Linked DNA regions of Homo sapiens: region 2 is linked to region 1. Evidence: chromatin contacts called from ENCODE Hi-C or POLR2A ChIA-PET data. All regions are on one chromosome and are shown on one strand. The core of a region is the stretch at or near the end of the contact, and the rest is flanking DNA. Distances in the headings are between cores, read along the strand shown.

Evidence for each region. Hi-C counts contacts between places; a loop is a spot of excess contacts on that map. ChIA-PET counts read pairs that join two places held with the same protein, here RNA polymerase II (POLR2A). Pooled maps may share reads with other maps.
Region 2: a map of CD8-positive, alpha-beta T cell shows a loop between it and region 1 (16-fold over the local background). The contact joins the promoter of PGGT1B here to the promoter of TRIM36 in region 1. A Hi-C loop is called at or near these places in 7 of 168 maps with a recorded cell type or tissue (B cell, CD14-positive monocyte, CD4-positive, alpha-beta T cell and 4 more), 12 of 37 single-sample maps with no recorded cell type and 21 of 50 pooled maps. POLR2A ChIA-PET finds 5 or more read pairs at or near these places in 11 of 52 experiments (H1, HepG2, PC-3 and 6 more).

The regions. Positions count from the first base shown.
Region 1 is chr5:115,166,707-115,171,258 of GRCh38, reverse strand. It overlaps TRIM36 (tripartite motif containing 36), which reads left to right and starts at 1,351. Exons shown (of 10, transcript NM_001300759.2): 1 at 1,351-1,651. The coding sequence starts at 1,625. RefSeq lists silencers at 936-1,355, 2,086-2,175.
Region 2 is chr5:115,260,719-115,264,843 of GRCh38, reverse strand. It overlaps PGGT1B (protein geranylgeranyltransferase type I subunit beta), which reads left to right and starts at 1,967. Exons shown (of 9, transcript NM_005023.4): 1 at 1,967-2,132. The coding sequence starts at 1,993. It also overlaps the pseudogene RPS2P26. RefSeq lists enhancers at 1,849-1,898, 1,929-2,108.

The sequences.
Region 1 (4,552 bases), core at 102-2,601:
TCCCTCAGTGTTTTTAATTCTACACTCCTTATTTAGATGCCGGATTGGAGACGAGGCTACCGCTGCAGACAGGGCTGTGGGAAGACGACGGAACTTGCCACAGCGACAGACTTCTCCCAAACAGGAAATAAAAGTGGGAAGCATTTTAAAACCTAAACGAGATGTCTCGCTACAGCTCTGTAGTCCCTACTTACCCAGCAATTTAGGGCATCTGTTCTTAAAGCCTAATACATAGGAATGAATTGTTTAGCTAGCCAGAAAGGCAGTGCGTGATCTAATAATCCTAAATTAATTTGTTCTCCGTGTGTCCTGAAAACAACACCAGAAACACACTTGGGCCGTGGCAGGTGAAATGTGCGCCGCCAGTCCTTGAGCTGGCGCGCGCCTTAACGTTCAGCAGCACTCCCCGCGGGGGTGCGGGGGTGCCGGAGCCGCTCAGGACCCTCTGTCCTGGCCCTCAGGAAGGAAAGCGTAGGCCCGGGTGGCGGGGGGTCTCTCCCTTGCCGCGGCCTTTTAACTTCAGTCCCTGGCCAGCATCCGGGAGAGGAATCTCCACCCTGCAGGCGGTCCCCGCGCTACTGGGCAAGAACGTGCGGTGACATCGCGACTTGGGGGTATAGAAGCAGAAAGCGGGATATGACTGCTCGGTGCCCAGTCAGGGACTATTAAGTTCACCCAGCAAGTGAAGCCAGAAGAGAACTGGGACAAGCCGGGCGGGGCCAGGGAACCCCAGGCCGCGCCTGGCTAGGGACCGCGGAGAGGGCGGGCGGGGTCTCACTCTGGTCGCCTCGCGCAGCTCTGCCGTGCTCGCCGCGGCCATTCAGGGAAGGTGGCTTAGGCTCGCCCTCGCCCGCACCGTCCTGTGCCGAGCCTGGAAGCGGGGCTTCGAACCGCGAGTGAAGAAAGCGCAGTGAGAGCAAACTGAAGGGCGGAATGGCAGCGCAGGGCCAGGGGCCAGGGGCCAGGGCTGCAGCCGGCTGCTCTGCTGCAGCGGAGCCTCCCCGCCCCGGCGCCGCCCTCGGCACCCGCCCACCGCTCCCCGCTGCCCTCACTTCCGTTCCTCAGAGCCCCCCAGCCTGGCATAGGGCGACGGGCGACTACCCGGGTGGGAGGGAGGGGCTGATGCGTAGGGGGAAGGTGGCGGCGGAGGGCGCCGAGTCCCAACCGCGTGCCACACCCACGCCCAGCCGAGTCCCGCTCAGCCTACCACTCAGACACCCGGCCTACCAGCCCCAGGCGGCCCCGCCTCTTTTGTGCGACTGGCGCTGTTGCCTGGGCAACGACCAGGCCACGCCCTGTCCACGCCCCGCGGTGCCCCGCCCAGGTCTCTGCGCGGCGCCGTTCCCAGCCGCAGTCCGCAGGAGCCGCTGCTGCAGCCGGCAGCTGGGCGGGATTCCCGGGGTAGTCGCTGGGAGCAAAGCTCGCTTCTCCCGCGCCTGTGCTTTTGCCTGCCCCGGCTTACTTCTCCCCGCGTCGGTCCGCTGGCCACGTACAGCTGACCAGCTCATCTTCCAGCTTCGGACCGAGGCTCCACGGCCGCCGCAGGGACCCGCCCACCAGACCCTGCGCTCGGTAGCCGGTGTGAGTGGAACGTGCCGCTGATGACACCTGGCAGAAGGCAGCCATGGAGGGCGATGGCTCAGATTCGCCGGTGAGTGCGGAGGGGACCGCCGCCCCCACCTCGAGGGCGGTGTGCCGACCGCGGCTCTTTCTCTTTCCTCCGCCGGGAGCCCGGAGGGAGCCTCCTCCCGGGAGAGCAAAGGCAGGCGTGTGGGGATCCCGCTTCCTCTTCGCCTTCTCCCGCCCGGGGCTAGGTTCCGCAATCCGGGGCGTCCCCTTTCTATCCCCGAGAGCCGGACGTGGGGTCCCCTGGGCCGGAGAAGAGCGCAAATCCGATGGTTGCCCACCTGAGCACCTCGGGGGAATCATGGAGGGTCTCTCTAATGGAGCTCAGGCTGTAGAATTAATTAGCGTTTGGGAGTCGGGTGCGGGCAGAAAGCTGGGGCGCGTCCCTCGCGCTTGCGGGGCCGCCCTTTGTCTAGGCGTCTTGACCCCCGCGGGCCCGGCCGGCTGCCGCCGCCTGGGCCAGAGGCTCCTCCCCGGCTTCGCCTGCCCGCGGGGGGCGGGCCGGGGCCCCGGCAGCTGTCAGCCTACAAGTGTTTTTGTTTAAAGGTGTCGAATGTGCAATTCTTCCGAAGTTTCTCGAGGAACTGCTTAATTGAGGGAGCCGCCACATCACACTTAATCAGTTTGTTTCTCCCTCAATGACAGATGAACTAAATTTTCTCTTGGGTAAGAAATACTTTATGTCCATTGTGATTAAAAAGTCAGATTCAAGACACTGCTTTATGTACAAGAAAATGGAAATGATTTTAGATCCTCCCCCAGTGACAAGTAAACCTGAACTGACCATATTTATACATAAAATGGAATGTAAGAACCTATTTTGGATATCCCGGACAAGATTTTCTTTTGAATTAGGTGCCAAACCCTTTGTGAAATGAGATAGGATGTGAATATTCTGTATTCTTTGATGTGAATTGTGAGGTTTAGTTATCTTATTTCCAAATCTGTGAACAGTTGGGAGGTGATATGGCTCTTCATCACATATTTGAGTGATGCAGCAAGAGACTGCATCGAAACACCCACTGACAATGATAAAACCAGTTGGCTCTAATGCAGTTAAATTGTCAGAGATTATTGAAGCACTTGGTGTCACTTTAGGGAGAATAGGTTAGCATACATTTTAAAATTTCATTACATTTAGTTAAGTCAATTTTAATTTTCTGTGTATTTCTAGTAGCTGAAATGATTGTACAAGGTTATAAGTACTTTGAAGTTGGGCTGTCTTTAAAATTGCAGGGATGCTGACTATAGGATTCATAGATATGAAGTCTGGGATACATGGAAAAAACTACGTAGAGAAATGATGGGGAAACTGGTATGAGGTCATCAAACTTTTTTAGTTGTGATGAGTCTAAAATGCTTCTCACTTAAAATAATGAAAGGCTGTAGTATTGAGAGCAGTTGTAGTGGTGCTTATACACCTTTTTAAAGGGTCCCCTACATTCTTTTAATATTCTGTTATGGTTAGGCTTTGTGTCCACACCCAAATCTCATCTTGAATTGTAATCCCCAGGTGTTGAGGGAGAGACCTGGTGGGAGGTGATTGGATCGTGGGAGTGGTTTCCCCCATGCTGTTTTCGTGATAGTGAATTCTCCCAATATCTGATGGTTTTATAAGGCAGTATTCTCTGTTCTTACTCCCTCTCGCCTGCTGCCATGTAAAACGTGCTTGCTTCCCTTCCTGCCATATTTGTAAGTTTCCTGAGGCCTCTCCAGCCATGCAGAACTGTGAGTCAATTAAATCTCTTTTCTTTATAAATTAGCCACTCTTGGGTATTTCTTTATAACACTGTGAAAAGGGACTAACACAGAGAATTGGTACCAAGGTAGTGGGCACTGCTGTAAAGATACCCAACAATGTGGAAGTGACTTTGGAACTGAATAACAGGCAGAGATTGGAACAGTTTGGAGGGCTCAGAAGAAGACAGGAAGATGTGGGAAAGTTTGGAACTTCCTAGAGACTTGTTGAATGGTTTTGACCAAAATTCTGCTAGTGGTATGGACAAAGAAGTGCAGGCCAAGGTGGTCTCAGATGGAGATGAGGAACTTGTCGGAAACTGGAGTGAAGGTGACTCTTGCTATGCTTTAGCAAAGAGACTGGCAGTGTTTTGCCCCTGTCCTAGAGATTTGTGAAGCTTTGAACTTGAGAGAGATGAAGCGGAGCGTAAAAGTTTGGAAAATTTGCAGCCTTACCATGGAGTAGAAAGGAAAAACCTATTTTCTGGGGAGGGATTCAAGCTAGCTGCAGAAATTTGCTTAAGTAAAAAAGACTCAAATGTTAATTGCCAAGACTATGGGTAAAATGTCTCCAGGACATGTCAGAGATCTTGGCAGCAGTCCCTCCGTTTGGCAGGGCCAAACAGGTGCATTAATGAAGAGAGCCCCATCACAGGCCTGGAGGCCTAGGAGAGAAAAATGTTTTAGTGGAGTGGGCCCAGGGCCCTGCTGCTGTGTGCAGCCTCGGTATCACAGGATCCTTAGGGTGTCGCTTCACCAGCCAGAAACCTCTGTGGCAAGTGTTGCCTTTGCCCAAGTTTTGCTCAGGCCCACTGGGCTTGTTCTGCCCACTTGACCCAGCAGGCTGTGCTTGGTTTTCACTACTGGCCCAGATCCCACGGCTGCCAACGGCAAGCCAGGTGCAGAGCAGCAAGGGGTGCATGAGTGAGCGAGCGCGGGGTACAGTGTGCACAGCCAGGCATGGTGGCTGTGGCGGGGCAGGCAGGTCCAGGTGCCAGTATGGGCGCCGGCTCCTTGCTGTGGCTGGAACAGGTGTACCACAAGTGGCTCCCACTACAAGCACTGTGGAACATGGTGGCACCCAGAAACTTGGAGATGCCGGCAACTGCAGAGCCACAAAGAGGATGTCACAGCCCTGGCTTGGGGAGCTCCTAAGTCCAGGCTCCCTGAAGGGCTGCAGCTCTTCTCT
Region 2 (4,125 bases), core at 718-3,217, 93 kb before region 1:
CACTGCCATCCTGGGCAACTTCGTCATGGTCATTTTTTATGCCATCTCTAAGGTCTACAGCAGGCTGAACCCTGACCTCTGGAAGGAGACTGTATTCACCAAGTCTCCCTATCAGGAATTCACTGACCACCTCCTCAAGACCCACACCAGAGTCTCCGTGCAGAGGACCCAGGCTCCAGCGGTGGCTACAACATCGGGTTGTACAAGAAAAATAAAATGAAGTAAGCCTGGAAACAAAAAAACTACATTAATAAGAAACATAGAAAAAACACTAAAGAAGAAATGTTATAAAGTACCCATAATTCCAGGGTAACTTTTTCAAAAAACATACCTACATATTTTTAAATTGTTACAGTCATACAGTACATATTAATTACTATGCTATAATTGCATTACACATTTTCGTACATTTCTACCTAATTCAAACATTATCATGTAATGGCTAAATAACACTCAATTATATAGATGTTCTATCATTCCCATTCTGTTATGCACATGCCAAAAATCTTGTAGGGATAAAATCACTCATGGAAAGCCTTTTACCGACCTAGGAGGCATTCTGTATTATCTCTGAATGAGTCCCACATTGCAAATTTTTCCTCTAGATTTGGATCAGATTGCTAGTCCTTGAGCTGAGAATCAGATGAAACATTTGGCTTCCCTAACTTAAGGGCCATGTTTATTAGAATTAATTTTCTGAGAATGTATAGAGTGTCCATAGCTGATTCCAGTAAGTTAAATGTGTATAAGACTCCACTTTAAAAATCTTCAGGCATTTGGGGGTATGTGTGCTAAGTGAGAGATCTTAATTTTAATAACAGTGGAAACTCCAGACTGGGCACACCTGAAGGGCAAGGACTGTGAGCTCCGTATTTGTAGGGAAGTACCGAGGACAGCCTAGAATCCGTCTGTGGCTGTTAAATGCGGCATTTTGTAAAGACATGCAGGAATACCTGTGAATAAGTAGTTAATAGTACCAAAAATTATTCAGAGCACTTTGGATTGTTGAATAAGTGTAAGATTACCCCAGCCCATAGAGTATAAGAATTACATTTTCTAAGAAAGCTAACAAAATTAAACCCAAAATTTTATTAGCTAAGTTGATCACAGGGAACCTAGTTTAGTTATATTATTGGGTGGATCCCCCCACCCGCTACTCAGGAATGCCTCATGAAAGTTTAAAGGGCATAGTATACCGGCTAAACAACTTAAATCCCTATTTTTGGAAAAAAGAACTAGAAGCATGTTTAAATTTTTTAGAATGCAGGTAATTGGAGAAGATATTGAGCTTATTTTGCTGTTGCAGATTGATGCACCATTGATTCTTGATAACACGTCGACTCAAGCAAAGTAAAATCTGTAAGATTTGTAAAAGAATGACGCAAGCAGTCATATATAGGTATGAATATGCATGTTGTATATGTTTGGGGGCATTATACACAGATTTTTAAGTGATTCCTGGTATCCAGAAAGGATTAAGATTAGGAAAGTCTCTGAGCTTTTGTAGTGTCAATAAACATTTATCTCCACTGGTTTGTTTTTCTGTTTCCCTAACCGTTCGGCTTAAAACTGGCCCTCCAAAAATGAATCTGTTAGCAAGTTTATACTGATCCATCCTCGTTTTCAGATATACCATCCTCAGGTTCTACAGAGCCAGAATTGTCTCAAAGCGTACTTGATGCTTTTGACCTTGCGCTTCCCAAGATAAAAATTCTGACGGAGGGATTTGTGGACTTGATTTTCACAAGGCCTGCGAGGTGTTTACAAGCCTCGAGGGCTTTGAGTAGAAAAGGTAGGGTCATGCGCTAGCTAGGGAGATATCGGAGAGAGGAAGTGCTGCACAGGACCCAGATGATAGCGGTTTCAAATACTGGCTTAGTCTGCGGCGGGCGCAGGTCCCCTCACCCGGCACCCTGTGGTTCAGCACAGGAGGGTTCTTTCTCTCCGCGGGCACTGATTCCGGGTCGCGGCGGACGTCGCTTCCGGAGCAGCATGGCGGCCACTGAGGATGAGAGGCTAGCAGGGAGCGGTGAGGGAGAGCGGCTGGATTTCTTACGGGATCGGCACGTGCGATTTTTCCAGCGCTGCCTCCAGGTTTTGCCGGAGCGCTATTCTTCACTCGAGACAAGCAGGTAACTCGTGGCACAGTCAGCCAGGCTGGCACAAGGCCCGGGCTCCAGCGGAAAGGCGCGGCGGAGTCGGACCGCAAACTGGGCGCCGGAAGGGGGCTGCGCGGCCGCCCAGTTGGCACTGACTGGTTTCAAGTGGGCTTGAGGTTACCCCCACTCTCCCGCCGTACGGTGGGAAGGTCTGGAAGGCTGTAGGTCGAGGGCTGTGGCATCTCCAGTTTCCGGCTTTTTCACTTCCCTTTTCTTCTGGCAACTCTGAGCTGCTTTTTTACCCGCTCCCATAGCCTGTCACTTTGCCTCATTACTTCCGAGTGTAAAAGGAAAAGGACAAAGTTTGTCGTCGTATTTTTAGATGAATACTTCTGTGCATCCTTGTCCTCTCTAAAGTCATTAACTCTTAATAGAGTGTCTGTATGGTGTTTTATGTGTAGGAGCGGCAGAGAACCTCTAAGGTCTTAGAAACTTTGTGGGAACTATAAATCTAATGGTAGGCGAAAGAGGTGTGGTGTTGCGTGAAGCAGCCTGTTAAAAGTATCGCAATAGCTGAAGAGTGTGGTGCGGCAGAGACTAAGCGACTTCATTTACAGTAAAAGCTGGGGATGAGAAGAAAGAAAGGAGAAGGCAATCTTTGCTCCGCATTGCTGTGTTTTGAAGTGAAGCTCAAAAGCTGCTTGAGACTGGATGGGAGGAAAGAGCGGCTTGTTTTTGCTGTGTTCTTTCCCCACGTTTTCCAAATTCTGAGTTGCTGGTGTATTTTGAACACTGCATGACCGGATCAGTTTGGGGAGCTTTGCAGATTACTTCTGCACACTTGGTCAAGAACCACATTATGGTAGGTGCCAGAGTACAGCTGAACAAGACAAGCATTTGTATAGAGTTCTGTGCTATATGTTAGTGTAGTGTTCATAGGAGTATATAGACAGGCATGTACATAATCCAGATATCTTTAGAGAGGCCTTCCTTAAACACCCTTCCTAAAGGGACCACTTCCAATGACCACCTCACATTACGTATGTATTGGTTTATTTGTTTAATGTCTTTCTATTACACTGGATTATAAACTTCACAAAGGTAACATTTTCGTCTATCTTGTTTACCTCTATACTTAGGACTGGGCTGCCCTGTCCAATCTGGTAGCCACTAGCCACATTTGGCTATTTTGATTTGAATTAATTAAATCAAATTAAAAATTAAGTGATTCTTTTGGTAGTAGCCACCACATTTCAAGTACCCAGTTGCCATATTGGCCAGTGGCAATTGTTTCTATTTCAACATTTGCAACAGCTTAGTCCTTTTGGTCAACATTGCACTAGGACCTTAAATAGTACCTGGTATCTGAGAAGCACTAAGAAATATTTGTTGAATAATGTGAGCTGAGCCCTGAAGGATGAACAGATTCTCACAAAAGAAAGAGTGAAACGTTTATATTCCTTCCTCCTCTCATAGGTGTTGATCGATTAGCAGAGCCTATACCTTCACTGAAAGATTCAGATTTCCAAACCGAAAGGTTATGATTGTAGTGATATGAGATGTTTTAAAATGTTGATAAATTGTTTATATCTTAATAGGGATTAATTTTATGTGAATTCAAAGCTTTTAGATAAAAAGTCTTCCATCCTGTTTTTGTTATTGATACATAATGTGCATATTTATCGTATACATACACTGCTTAGATAGATGCAGTGTATAAGTCCTGTGAGCTGATTAAATTGTGATTGTTAAACAGTTGAACTTTGCTTGCAGCTATCACTATAAGTCTGTGATTTAATTTTCAAAATGCCAATGTGTTTGGCCTGTTTTATAAAATTCCAGCTTGGACAAATCCATATAGAATAATGCACATTGGCATTAAACTGTGTAATTCTGTTCACAGCATAAGTAAAACAGCACAAATTTTCTGACTTATTTAACTTTAGTATGAGCATAGGATCGACACCAGGTGTTATATAACACCTTGGTGCATTGGTTAAGCAATATTGTATCCTTTTTTGTCTAA